Linked DNA regions of Mus musculus: region 1 is linked to region 2. Evidence: chromatin contacts called from ENCODE Hi-C or POLR2A ChIA-PET data. All regions are on one chromosome and are shown on one strand. The core of a region is the stretch at or near the end of the contact, and the rest is flanking DNA. Distances in the headings are between cores, read along the strand shown.

What was found. Hi-C counts contacts between places; a loop is a spot of excess contacts on that map. ChIA-PET counts read pairs that join two places held with the same protein, here RNA polymerase II (POLR2A).
Region 1: a loop to region 2 is called in a map of v-Abl transformed pro-B cells, with 2.0 times the contacts of the local background. The contact joins the enhancer-like site here to the promoter of Cradd in region 2. A Hi-C loop is called at or near these places in 1 of 37 maps with a recorded cell type or tissue (v-Abl transformed pro-B cells). POLR2A ChIA-PET finds 5 or more read pairs at or near these places in 2 of 5 experiments (both embryonic stem cell).

The regions. Positions count from the first base shown.
Region 1 is chr10:95,178,608-95,185,410 of GRCm38, forward strand. All of the region lies in intron 2 of Cradd (CASP2 and RIPK1 domain containing adaptor with death domain), which reads right to left. Among named protein-coding and RNA genes, the nearest start is that of Gm29684, 36 kb to the left of the region's middle. Within about 2 kb of position 4,620, at least 3 of the 3 ENCODE cell types and tissues checked have a DNase peak (open chromatin) inside an H3K27ac peak, as active enhancers do.
Region 2 is chr10:95,321,775-95,328,292 of GRCm38, forward strand. It overlaps Cradd (CASP2 and RIPK1 domain containing adaptor with death domain), which reads right to left and starts at 1,935. Exons shown (of 3, transcript NM_001330138.1): 1 at 1,695-1,935; 2 at 812-1,115. The coding sequence starts at 1,109.

The sequences.
Region 1 (6,803 bases), core at 3,370-5,869, 140 kb before region 2:
GGTCAAGACTGCCTACTGTCTCATTAGAACAATGTCTTTATATTTAGAGAACTAGTTATACATTATTTCAAACTATTTAACATGATACTTTTGAACTATAAACATACCATTATGCTATATAAACAATTTTATTCCCCCTTGCATAATTTTCAAGTTTATAGACCTCACTCCTATTTTGTGGTTGGGAGTGTTGCTTTGGAGAACTCTGGTACCAACTTGGTTATCCAACATTTCGAGTAGAATATTATTTGGCTTTCAAAAGAAATAAAGTTCTGACATGTTACAACATGGGCTAGTTGTGAGGACACTGTGCTAGGTAAATGTGGCCTCTCCACAGAAGGCAAGCACCCTGCGGTTCCACTCAGAGGAAGGACCTGACATCATCGTGGTCACAGAGGCAGAGAACAGTGTGGCAGCTGGGACAGGAGGGAGGAAGGGGGTTGGTGGTTAGTAGGTAAGGGGTTTTAGGTCCTAAAAAGGGTTTCTAAAGACATTTCCGTACATGACACTTCTCCAAACTTTGTATGCTGCTGGTGATTTGGTGTCAGGGTTTATTTTTTGCTTTTGACTACTTTCCTTTCAGGTGAGTGGATGCTGAGGAGGGATCAGGTGAGTGGATGGTGGGGAGGGAGCCTCAGGTGAGTGGATGGTGGGGAGGGAGCCTCAGGTGAGTGGATGGTGGGGAGGGAGCCTCAGGTGAGTGGATGGTGGGGAGGGAGCCTCAGGTGAGTGGATGGTGGGGAGGGAGCCTCAGGTGAGTGGATGCTGGGGAGGGAGCCTCAGGTGAGTGGATGCTAGGGAGGGAGCCTCAGGTGAGTGGACGCTGGGGAGGGAGCCTTGGTGTCTATGCTGTGCTCTGGCATCTTTTTACCTCCAGCTCAGAAGGCAGCAGAGGCTGTAAGAAAAGCACCTGGAAAAGCAAGCCAACTAGAAACCTTCATTCTGATGGGCAACCACAAAGCACATCCAGTGTTCCCCAAAAGGCAGAGGAATCAACTATTTGATCTTCCTGCAACCAATTTCCAGTATACCCCAAAGATGAAGGCCATATTGCAAACACAAATAACATCCTACTCACTGTGATGGGAACTTGGATTTGACTGTCAAGTCTAGGAAACTCAATGAGACTGTTATCAACAATTGCGTTTTCACTAAATTAGTGTGGATATGCTCTGGGCCTTGGATTAGCAGGTCTGGTCAGTCTCTAAAGACAAGCCTGTCACCAAGCAGGTAACCAGGTAGCATGGGCTAAGTCACTTCACATTTCCCAGACCGATCATTTGTAAATGATAAAGCCAGATGGCACCCAAGGCTTCATCTAGCTGTAATGTGGTACTGTCTTTCAGAAGTGATTTTATTATTTTCTTCAGACTGTGATTTTTGAGTTCTCATTAAATCCTCCACTAATCATTTAGCACTGCATCCCCTTACACAGCTGTTAAAATAGAAGCAAGCCGTGCAGGCTCTTCAGAATAAATTTTGGTTAATCCATTATTTCTGTTTTGTAAAGACCACAAACCTTCTGAAGGAAAAAAAAACCAGTGAGATGAATATTTGCTACAGTTTTTTTTTTTTTCCAAACTGTATAAAACATTTGAGATGTTCTCGGGGAGCCACACCTTCCACAGCCTCACCAGGACCTGACATGGCTGTTTCTCCTTCCTTGAGCTCCGCCCTCAGACCACAGCTTTATCATAGCTCTCCCCTTTCTGTGGGACACTTCCTCGGTCACAAGTAGAACTTCTCATCAAGCTGTACCACCTTCACAGCTCTCAGATGCAGTTCCTACTTCCTCTGAGATCTCCCTTGTCCACCTATGACCTTGTAACCTCTTACCCACTGTCTGTGTGCTGCTGCGGTTTCCCGTCCCTGGCACCGCTCAATGTCCCTGGAGCTGTCAACTCCTGTTGAGCAAACGGAGCTTCGTCCATTTGCCCAGTGATGCACCCAGGTGCCCAGAACAATGCTTTGCATACAGCAGTCTCTCCCCTGACGCTTTGGGATAAGAGAGTGATTGTAAAGGATGCCTTAGCTCAACATTCATGTATGTAGCTGTGTGTGTGTGTGTGTGTGTGTGTGTGTGTGTGTGTGTGTATGTGTGTATGTGTAGTACTCCAGAGTGGGAGAGAACTGACCAGCAACACTAGCTCCACCACAGAAACAACTAGAAAATACAAAGCCCACTAGGAAAGTTCTTCACCCCTCTCCCAACTTTGTAAAGAGAAATAAATAGCATTTTTTTACAATGAAAAAATGTTTATTCAAAGGTCAGAATTCTTTCCCACTCAGTTCCCCCACCCCCCAACCCATTATCTTAGGGAGGAGAGGCTAGTTTTATGTCAACTTGACACAGGCTAGAGAGGAGGAAACCTCAATTAAGGAAATACCTCCCTGGGATCCAGCTGTAGGCAAGCCTGCAGGGTGTTTTCTTAGTTAGTAAGGGATGCAGGAGGGCCCAACCTTAATGCTGAACAGGGCGTGTAGAAGAGGAAGCCAAGCAACCCTTTCCCTCCCCACACTGCTCAGTCATGATGCTTCGTCACAGCCATAGTAACCCTAACTAAGACAGTGGGTGAGTTTGAGAAAATTAAGTAATCATTTTCAAACTTTCAAAATAGTACAATACATATCGGCTTTTCTAGACCATCTCCTAGTTTATAACTACATCTCTTGTTGGCTGTAGTTGAACTACAGTTCCCATAAAGCTCTGTAATAAAGCTGTTGACTGCTCTTCTATTAAAAACACCCCATCTCACTTTGCCTGTCTGTCTGTCCACCCACCCATCCATCCACCCACCCATCTGTCTGTCCATCCTTCTGTCCATCTGTCCTTCTGTCTGTCTGTCCATCTGCCTGCCCATCCATCCATCCATCCATCCATCCATCCATCTATCCATCCATCATCTCCATGCATGGACAGATGTTCCCTGAATGATGACAATACTTTGTGGGGATTCTTTTCCTTTCCCTTCTCAGTATAGCTTGGATTCCTCTATATTTACATGCAGGGTTTGTACGGGGAAGCCATGAGAAGCTGGATGAATGGGAAGTAGCAGCTGGTCTTGCAGCAACTTAGCATCGGGTGCTGGAGTAGATGTGCACGCCTTTATATCGCTCTAGACAAGGAGTGGGGGAGGATGGGGGGCTGTGGGGAGACAGTGAGTCGGGAGAACTGACGAGTCGTAATCACTACATGATGCTGGAAGCAGCGAGCAAGAAAATGCTGAGTCAGGCGTTTGTGCTTAGCCATTTGGCAAGAACTACAGCTGCTTGGGGCCAGGCAGGCAGACTGAACGGGGTAGGCAAATGACATTCATTTTTGGGTTGGTTTTTGTTGTTGTTGTTGCTGCTGTTGCTGTTTTGTTTTGTTTGCCAATGTAAAAAAATATATATTTCTTATTCAGAAAAATGAACTGCTATAGATCTGACAACCTGACTCATTCCCATCAAATGTGCAGCTGCTTCCTGGGTGAGCATAGCTGCTCTCTGGGGTAAGGAATTGGTTGTTTTTTGTTTGTTTGTTTGTTTGTTTTTATTAAAAACATGGACATTATAATTCATAAGTAAAATCTAAAAAAAAAAAAAACCTGTAAAAGGAAAAATAAAGACTTCTAATCAGAGTTGTCTTACCCATAGGCAGGACGGGACAGCACTGAGAGCTCATAATATTTTGGGGAGAATAAGAAAAAGTTATTTTTTATCTTCATAATTAGAGGGGGAAAAGTGGACATTAGGTGAATGAAATATTTGAATAAATAACATCTCCATGTTCACCTTCATTAACTATCATATACTTACTTTTTTATTGTCTTAGGGGGTAAGGTCTCATAAAGACAGAAATGGCTACAGCCCAAGGGGAGCAGGGCGAGCTTGCCTCTAATGTGAACACGTCACAGTCACAGTGGCAGAAATGTTAGGTTCATGGACCCATGTCCTTTAAAACCACATCTGAAACTTAAAGACATGGTGCAGTTGTTGAGAGACTAAGCTCCAAAGCACCTGCTGTTTCCCTGGAGGGCAGACTGTGACCAACAGACAGTTTTAATGCTAGCGCTCCCACTGCTGGCTGGCCTTCAGGCAATGGGTCACCTCAACCATTCATGAGACCCCCCGGGAGACCTGCAGAAGACATTAAGGATTCCTTATGTGGAAGTTACATCATCTGGACATACAGATCTGTGTTTTTCTCTTTTTCAAAATAGAGAAATTACATTATTTCACATAAGTGACTACTCTCTAAATTAAAAAAATGTTTAAATATTCCTTTAAGCCATACTTTAATCTTCTGAATAAAATATATAAACATGTAGACTGATGATATCCAGGCTAAAGAAAACAAGCAGGCCCCATAGCCCTGGATAAGATCTCTGCTGCTGATTTTCGGGCAAATGGCAATTACAGAGGTGGTTTGAGAAACCACAACATCACTATAAATTATGGAGCAACTCCAGTGGATTGATGCTTTCCCTATTAGTGTGCAGATTCCTAAAAGAAGGGCAGGACCATGAGCGATGCTGAGAACAGTGTTAACTTCAGGCATCAGTGCCCATTTCTCTGATGGAGCTCAGCTGGGCTGCGTGACTTGGCAGTAAGACTGTAGTAGGCAGGGTTTGAAGGCCAGGCAAATCGCCAGCTCCTTCCCCACTGGGATGCAACAGCAATCCTAAGAGCAAAACACTCAGTTCTTGTACCAGCAAAGCCCGAGAGAGAGGAAGAAGACAGTGCCCCACCCTTTTGTTCTTTCTGAGACAGGGCCTTACATAACACAGGCCATTCTTCAAGATCTCCCTGTCTCAGCCTCCTGGATGCTGGGTCATAGGCAATTCCCTACCCCATCTCTTAAGGTAGGCTTCTTAACCTGTTACCCTCTCAAAGCTAGAAGGGATGCTGATATTGTGATTGGCAATCAAGTGAACTGCAAAGATGGATGAAATGGTAATAGAAAGGTTTACCTTGCTTTGGGATAAATGTAATAGACTATCCTGAGATTTTGTCTAAACAAACAAACAAACAACAACAAAAAAAAGCATGGACGTACTGAATATTTTCAACATGGCTCAAGTGAAGACCAAAAAAAGGAAGAGTTTGGTGGTTTTGTTTGTTTGTTTGTCTGTTTTGTGTTTAAGACACACTTTATGTGTGGGGTTTGGACCTGTATGCATGCATGTGCACCATCTGCATTCAGATATATATATATATATTTTTTTTTTTTTTTGGTTTTTCGAGACAGGGTTTCTCTGTGTAGCCCTAGCCGGGCATGGTGGCGCACTCCTTTAATCCCAGCACTCGGGAGGCAGAGGCAGGTGGATTTCTGAGTTCGAGGCCAGCCTGGTCTACAGATTTATATGTTTTAACTGACTGCAAATGCAACAGGACTCTAGCCCTGAAACGAAAACAAAATTAAAAACAAAACAAAAACCAAAAACACACTTGAGAGCAATCTCAGCTCCATTAACACCTGTGTTTGGAATCAGGCGCCAGGAAGGCCAAAGTCTCAGAGCATCCATGTTAGCCAAACCGATGACACCTGCCCATTATACGGACGGACAGAAGGCGAGCAAAGCCGAAGTGCCAGGACACACGTCACCTTGGGCAGAGGTGTGTGGCATATGCTGCAGTTAGTTAAAAGGCTAACAGGGCCATGTCCCTCTTGTTCACAGCTCATTCCCTGCACAGTGTCTGGTCGTTAGCAGCTCCTACCGATATATTTTCAGTTTAGTTTTTTTTTTTTTTTAAACTACTTCTGGGGCAGTTGCCATGGATTCAGGAGTGGCAGTCCTCCAGTCTCCCTGATAAAGTGCAGACTATGCCTCGAGGCAGGGCCAAGCAGACTGGAAAGTTCTGCCTGGCTGTGCTGTTCTGCTGGTCTTGACAAGCTTGCCCTTCTCTAGGCTTCTCCATATCTCAATTTTGTGAGGAAAGTGACTTATAAGAGTTATTTTTCTCAGTAGTGGATATAGGCCTCGCTTCACGTAAAATGCAATGACAGCACACATAAATCCAGCAAATTCTCACAGGGGCCCATCGTACAAGCCTGTTTGAGGCTGCCGACAGAACGTGAGGCAAATCGGGCTGAGGATGGACATCATTTAGGGGCTGTCTCAAGCTTTGGAGGCTTGAGCACCACTGTTGAGCCTAACTCAGGTATCTCCGTGAAGCCGAAACAAGAGAAATAAAGTCATTTGCTTACGCCAGTCATTAGCTGATGACACAGCTCAGCTGGCCAGGTGGCTGTGTGCTGTTGTCTGTCCTAGGAGGCCTATGATGGCTGCAGAAAGCGGCCTAGGTCACAATCCTAATGCCCATTCTGCAGGACTTCAGAAATAATGCAGGCTCAACCCTGATTAGTGTTGCTAATTCCCTTAACAGCCATGAGCATTAGGTGCGATTTTTCTCTTGACCTTTTTCTATATTTCTATGTTTCTTTTGAAAGATACGGATGTATGAGAAGCATACATGTGAGAGACTGAAAGAAAAGTTTCACATAACAAAGGAACCACCTTCCCGACATGTCACCCTGCTTCATTTTAATCATGGCTTAGTAACCACAAAATTGACTTCATCTCCTAGTAACTGCATGCAGAGGTTTGCCTAGCATATATTCCAGGGGTAGGTTCGTATTCTCATTAGTTATTAACTGACTCCACCTCCTCAGAGAAGCCCCTTGGGACTCTTCAAAGCATATTAGCCAGATCCTTGTCCAGGGGACAGATTTGGGAGAGAAAGGGAAGGAAGGACAATTGAGATGCTTTCCTATGCCAAACCTGAAACCCATTGGAGCAGGAGCCCTAGGGCCCAGGAGA
Region 2 (6,518 bases), core at 685-3,184:
ATTATTTAAAAAAAAAAATTAATCTTTCTAGGTCAGTCCCTCATCTTTGTGAAAGAGCAGTATATCTGGGAGGAGTTGAAGAAAACAGTGATTTATACCGCAGCACCTTCCTCTCACAAGCACCAAGCTGTTTCTTTTCAGATCACTGCTTCCAGGGATTTTTTTTCCTGGAAAAAAATCAAAATAAGATCCGCCCCCCCCTCGCACCCCCAAATTACTGCCCTTGCAAAATAAAATTCCCCAGGTGTCTGCACAGAGCTGAATTTTAAAGGGCCACTTTACACCAACAGCCTTTAAAAACAAACTAAAGGCAGGCTTCAAAATAATCCCCTTGGCCTTGGAGGCTGGCTGTGGGGACAGGTGCAGGACATGCCTTCCTAGAGGCTGTCTCCCATGATCTGACCTCCTCCAGCTGGCAGCTTGGCACCCCACAAATCAGTTATCAGTAGGCCAAAGCCTGCATTCCCATCTGCGCTTTCCAAACGGTTCCTGTTGCCAAAGGGCTCAGATTGACCTGGCTCTCCGATGAGAACAAGCCTCCCATGTGACTTGCCAAGTTCCCCTGGAAGCATGTCTAAATTGTACTCTCAGTTCCCTCCTTAACCCCTCAGCCTCAGGGTTCATGTTCCCTTCCTTCCTCGAGTTTCCTAACACCGCCTCCTCGTCTTGACCCTCCGACGCCATGCCCTCTGCATCCAAACCGTTGCCCATGCTCGTGGCCCTGGTCCCTCCTAAAAGACCAAATTCCAATCCACTGGGCATGGTTGCAACACTTCCAGAGCTGTTTTGAGGGGATCTCTTTGGGGCCTACCTGTAGGCAGCTCGGCTGTGACTTCCTCTCTCGCCTTCTCCAGCTTCTCTCTTACCCAGGGAAATTCCTGGAGGGAATCGAGGAAGGTGTCAAAAGCTTTGGGGCCCCTGGAAGGCAGGATGTCCAGCAACAGCATTGTCTTCCGGAGGCCTGTGGTTTGAGCTTTGATTTCTTGAATGTGGTTTTCTGTCAAAATTCCTTCCTGGTAAAGGTACTGAAGAACCAGTCCTTCCACCAGTACCTCGGCACCCAGCTCCAGACGCAGGGAGCGGAGTACCTGCTTGTCTCTGGCTTCCATTTCTTCCTGGAAAGAGCCAAAATGAGCACCTAGGTTTCAGGAATGCTGATGGACACCCCCCCCCCCAAAGTCAGTGTATTGCTGCAAACTCATTAATGAGCACCTCAAAAATCAGTCAGGTCTTTATATCTTAAGAGGCTGCTGAGCCACGGTGTTTCCTAAGCGGCTGTTAAGCCAAACCACGGATATTTCAAACACTTCCCGGCATAATGAACGACACTCATTATGGATGTTTCTACCTCTGCTTCTCACGATAATGGGGCCCTATTTCAATTCCTTGTGCAGTAAGAGAGCCAACAGAAAACAGATCTGATCCCTTACTTAAAATGCAATCCCTAAGGATTACAGATTTATTAATCTATTTATATTATTATATAAAATTAAATGCTAGAAAATAGTGGATTTCAATATTGCTTTGCCAGAGTTAGTCCAGCACCCACGCTTTAGAAACTGCTAAAAAGCACCAGGGACATTTATTTATAGACCCTGACCAGCAATAGAAGACAGTCCGGAGGAAAGAAGTTTATAGAGCATTCAAAGAAAGGACAAGCACCCTCAAGAAAATGAGTGTTTGTGTGCCTTTACCGATAAGCCTCACAAGAATTCGGAATGTGGGTCGCAGTAGGGCCGTGAGCACGCATGCATGGGACACTGAATGAGCTCAGGTCGCTAGTGTGCTGCGGGGTGGCTTGCGGTGGCAATGAAGGCAAGGGGAGCAAGGGTGGCGGGCGGGGCTTCTGCCACCCTCAGCCCACACAAGCGGGACGTCGGATCCCAGCCTTGCTCGCGATCTTCCGCCAAATCGGGAGGTGGCAGGTGAGGAGGGCGTGGGTGACCGTTTTGTTTTGTTTTGTTTTGGCAGCGTGTTTCCATTTGGAACTTGTAAAAAGTTCCCTGTCTCGGCAGCTGAAAGCCGTGGTTGTGGCACAGTTAGAGCTACCGACGATTTTCACGGTAAATGAAGCCGCAGACTGTCCTCTCGGAGGAAACCGACCCCCGGCACCGCCACCCGAACCCCGGTCCAGCCCCCGGGAGAGCCGCGCAGGGGCGATGTCGCCACGGCGCGGGGACAGCGAGAGAAGATGGAGTCATCTTACTTACGTCTGCGACCACGTACCGTTTAAAAAAAAAAAAAAAAAGAATAACTAAAACTACAACCGGAATCCAGACTGCTAGGGAACCTGTACCATAAAGACCATCTTTGTTGAGGGCAAAAGTCCTAGACAGGAAGTATTGCGACCATCTTTGTTAAAGGCAAGAGCAGGAAGTGCTGTAGCCATCTTTGTTGAGGGCGCAAGACGTCAGGTTGAAGTTTGTTCCGCCATGTTTGCTGTGGGAAAAGAGGCACACTCTCCTACATTAAAAAAGAGAGAGAGTGGTTTAAAAACTCTAAGGCAGTAGTTCTCAATCTTCCTAATGCTTTGACCTTGTAATATGGTGTCCCCCAACCATAAAATTATTTTTGTTGCTACTTCATAACTAATTTTGCTATGTTATAAATCCTAGTGTAAACATCTGTGTTTTCTGATAAGTCTTACACTGCCACTGTGAAAGGGTTGTTACAGAGCCACAGGTTGAGAACAGGTGATCTACGTTATCTAAGTGAAAGAGTAAATGAATTGTTGAATCTTAACAGAAAAAACTCCATGAGAGCCTGACTATAATAAGCTAGTCAAAAGTTAATCTAGCAGTTAAGCCCTGAGTTCAACTCCCAGTAATATACACCTACATGCACAAATTACTTCATAAAATAAAACAATTAATAAACTCATTAATTAGTTGGGTGACATGTAACAAAAAGGATGTGTGTGCTAAAAAAATTTTTTGACAATAGAAAAAGAATATTTCTACCAGTACCTCCAGTTGAAAATAAAATATCTATAAACATATCAGTAGACACTTATAAATCTCCTTCCTCAACACCTTTCAACTGTATGTGCAAACTTACAATGCTAATATACTCCAGGGTTTCTATGCAGGCACTAGCTGTCTTACTGACAGTGTTTTTATGTAAGTGGTAGGAATTCTTTTTAGCATTTCAAATCATTGCAGTCTAGAGAAGCAGGAAAGTCAATTGTATCATCCAAAATCTCACAGCCAATACAGAGTAAAACCTAAATTCTAACCAAGTCCCTCTGATCTCCTGCTCTTTCCAGTACACCACACAACCATGTATGATTGACTCTATTCTTCTAATGGCAGTCAAAATATTGCTAGTGAATCACCCAACTGTCACCTCCTTGCACAAGCTTGAGCTACACAGAGGGTCCTTCATTATCTTTAGCTCTAGAATCATTGGTCTTTAAAAAAAGGAAAACAATAAAAGGTGAATAACTGTCAACAACAGCTTCGGTGATCATCCAAATGAGTATAGAGATAAATCTCTTGTGCACTGTATAAAAACATTGACCTGTCAATAAAAAGCTGATTGGCCAATGAGCTTAGGCATGAAGTTAAAAGGTGGGACATCCAGCAGAGAGAGAGAGAGAGAGAGAGAGAGAGAGAGAATATGTTGGGACAGAGACAGGTGAGAGAATGACCCCAGAATGCTGATGGAGACCAAAGCAAAAACCTGAGGACCAGGTAACCAGTCATATGGCAGGATTTAGAATAGAATAATGGGGTAATTAATTTATGAGCTAATGTTTCTTGTGAGTCAAGGAACAGGCAAAGTTAATGAACTAGGTATTTGTAAATAGGTTTGAATCTCAGAATTTTTATTTCAGTAGCAGGGGCCAGGAGAAAAAACAAAAACATACTGAAATACACAACTATAGGAAGAGGAGAGTTAAACCTTTAGCTCAGAGGAGGGAATCTTCCTACTTTGCCGGATACTTGATCACACTATGAACCCCAAGATTTTCTTATTTATTGAAAAAAAAAATCTGTTTCTAGTTGTGGTGTGGCTCAGCCCTTAGCACACAGCTTCAGTCCCTCTTGCTGGAATACAAACAGGTCCTTAATCCCAAACAGTGGAGGTAAAGTTACTTTGTAAAAATGAAGCACCCATGTTTGAAAGTGATATCTAGTTGAGTGGCAAAGTGACGAATCAGAGAAAGACTGGACAGAATTGGATATGCCCAACTCTCACAAGAGGAGAGAGGAAAGGAAGCCGTGAAGAAGGAAAGAGGACAATTTTACCCGGACAGTTTGCAGAGAGAGGACAAGCTAGACACAGGTAAATACAGAATGAGCCAGAGAAGGAGGAGACAGAAGATTAAAACAGATTTGCTGTGGATAGCCCTGGGGCTAATTATATTTGATGTTCACTCTGTTCTCCTGTGAGGGGTTGTGAACAAGGAATGAGTCAGCACTCAGGTGATTTCCTGTAAACCTGCTTCCCACCTTAAAGTGTAAAATAAAGGAGAGCTGATGATTGGGCAGATAAAAGGGAAGGTAGAGTGAAAGGAGCAGAAAAAGAAAGAGAAAAATGGAAGAGGGAGAGGACACAGGGGAGAAGGATAAGGAAGAAAAGCAGAGCAGAAGCACATGGCCTGGGGAAATCACAAGTTCTAAGGGGTCTCATAGATGTGGAAGATGGTAAAGTAGCAGTAGATCTGCCCAGTCTAGGTTCACAGCATGTATTCATATTAATTGAGTTGTGTTTTCATTGCCAGGGCATATTGGGTTAGAGATTTACCGCAACACAGATTGCCAGAGTTAGTTTGAGGCCAAGCACAGCAACAAGTCAGACTGAGAGAGAAGCCAATTTGAATCATCTTGGAGAGGAGTTTGAGCCAGAACAGCAGAGTTGAACCAGCCAATCAGAGTTCAGAAAGAGCTAGAAAGGATGAGCCTATTCTATGTCTCAGGCTAAAACATTCTAGGCCTAGAGAAGATTTTATGGAGCCTAGAAGCTTCCAGGACAAGGCCCGGGTTAGCACACTGAGGCAGTAGACCTCCAAGATGACAATTACATCAGCCGAATAAAAGATACTTTTAAACTTTGCTGTATTCAGTACTAGGAATTGAACCTATATCCTCACAAATACCAGGAAAGCACCCTACCACTGAGCTATAGTCCCAGGCCTCCTTTTTTAAATTCCATTTTCCTGTTTGCTTGGTTTTTTATTTGTTTGTTTGGTTTGGTTTGTTTTTTGAGAAAGGAGCTCACCAAGTTGTTTACACTGACCTAGAACTTGTGATTATCCTGCTTTAGCCTCGCTGGTAGTCAAACTTGTAGGTGAGTGCTACCATTCCTGGCCCTTCTAAGTTCTTGAATAATAAGAGAAAAAAAAAATCACACACATTTAACAGAAAAAAAGACGTGTAAAAATGTAAGAAAAGGGGTGCAGAGCAAACTCAACAAGATGGCAAGTTACATCCTTAAGCAAGTAATGACGGTTAAAGATCACCAGTGAAAGTCTGGAAGAAGCACACTGTAGTCTCTAAAGCCTGCTATAAGCTTGGCACCCTGAGAAATAACAACAGGAGAATCGTGAATTCCAGGGGCCATCCTGGGCTACACAGAGAGACTTTGTCTCAAAATAACAACAAAAAGTTCTATAATTATCACCTGCTTTCATGTGATAAGAAGGGTGTCTCCCCTCCAAAATATTGCTGCCAAAATTTGTAACCTCAATCATTACAGCAGAAAACATCATGCGAATTCAAATTGAGAAAAAAAAAATCTGCTGAGCACCTGACAAAATTTTTTAAGACTGTCAAGGTCGAGAGGCAGCAAGAACTAGATAGAAACTGTCACAGACTGAAGAAGACTAAAAATGTAATAGTGTGCCCTTCTCCCCAGTCTTAGGTGGGCTGAATCAGACTTTGTTTCTGCCACAGTAGGCTATCCCACCTAGGGTGGAGTCTTCTGACCTAGGTAACATCTTTTGTCTGCCAGTTTCCTACAAAAACCTACCCGCTGAGCAGCTGAGCTAGCTTTCCTGATGAGATCCGAAGTGACATCAAGATCCTGGCATAGTGGGGGATGGGTGTCCCCCCCTTTAAAAATCAGACCCTACAATTAAAGATTGAGCCTTGCTCTGAGAACTTTGTCTTGGCTCTTTGTCTCTTGGTGTCCTCCCCATCCAATCCTGGCTTTCCTTTCAGGAACCCAGTGACCCGTGTCCACTGGCAGCTACATAACAGTTTAGGAAGGGAAGGAGAAAGAAGCGGGGAGATTGGGAAATGGAGAAGTGCAAAGTGTGTGAAGGACCAGCGTGTAAAGGGATTGTCAACAGTCACTAAAGACGGAAAACTTCTGTGTCTGAGTCACAACACTTGAGGTTTTGTCTTTTACTATCTGCTATAATGCTAAGCGCTGGCCCCCAAGACCTGGTGTCTGCCGATAGCCCCTGGGACCTTGCCCCGGCCCTGCCCCACCCCACGTTAATTCTAATTGGTGAATAAAGATGCCAACACCGAATAACTGGACAGAAGAGACATAGATAGGGTGGGCTTGGT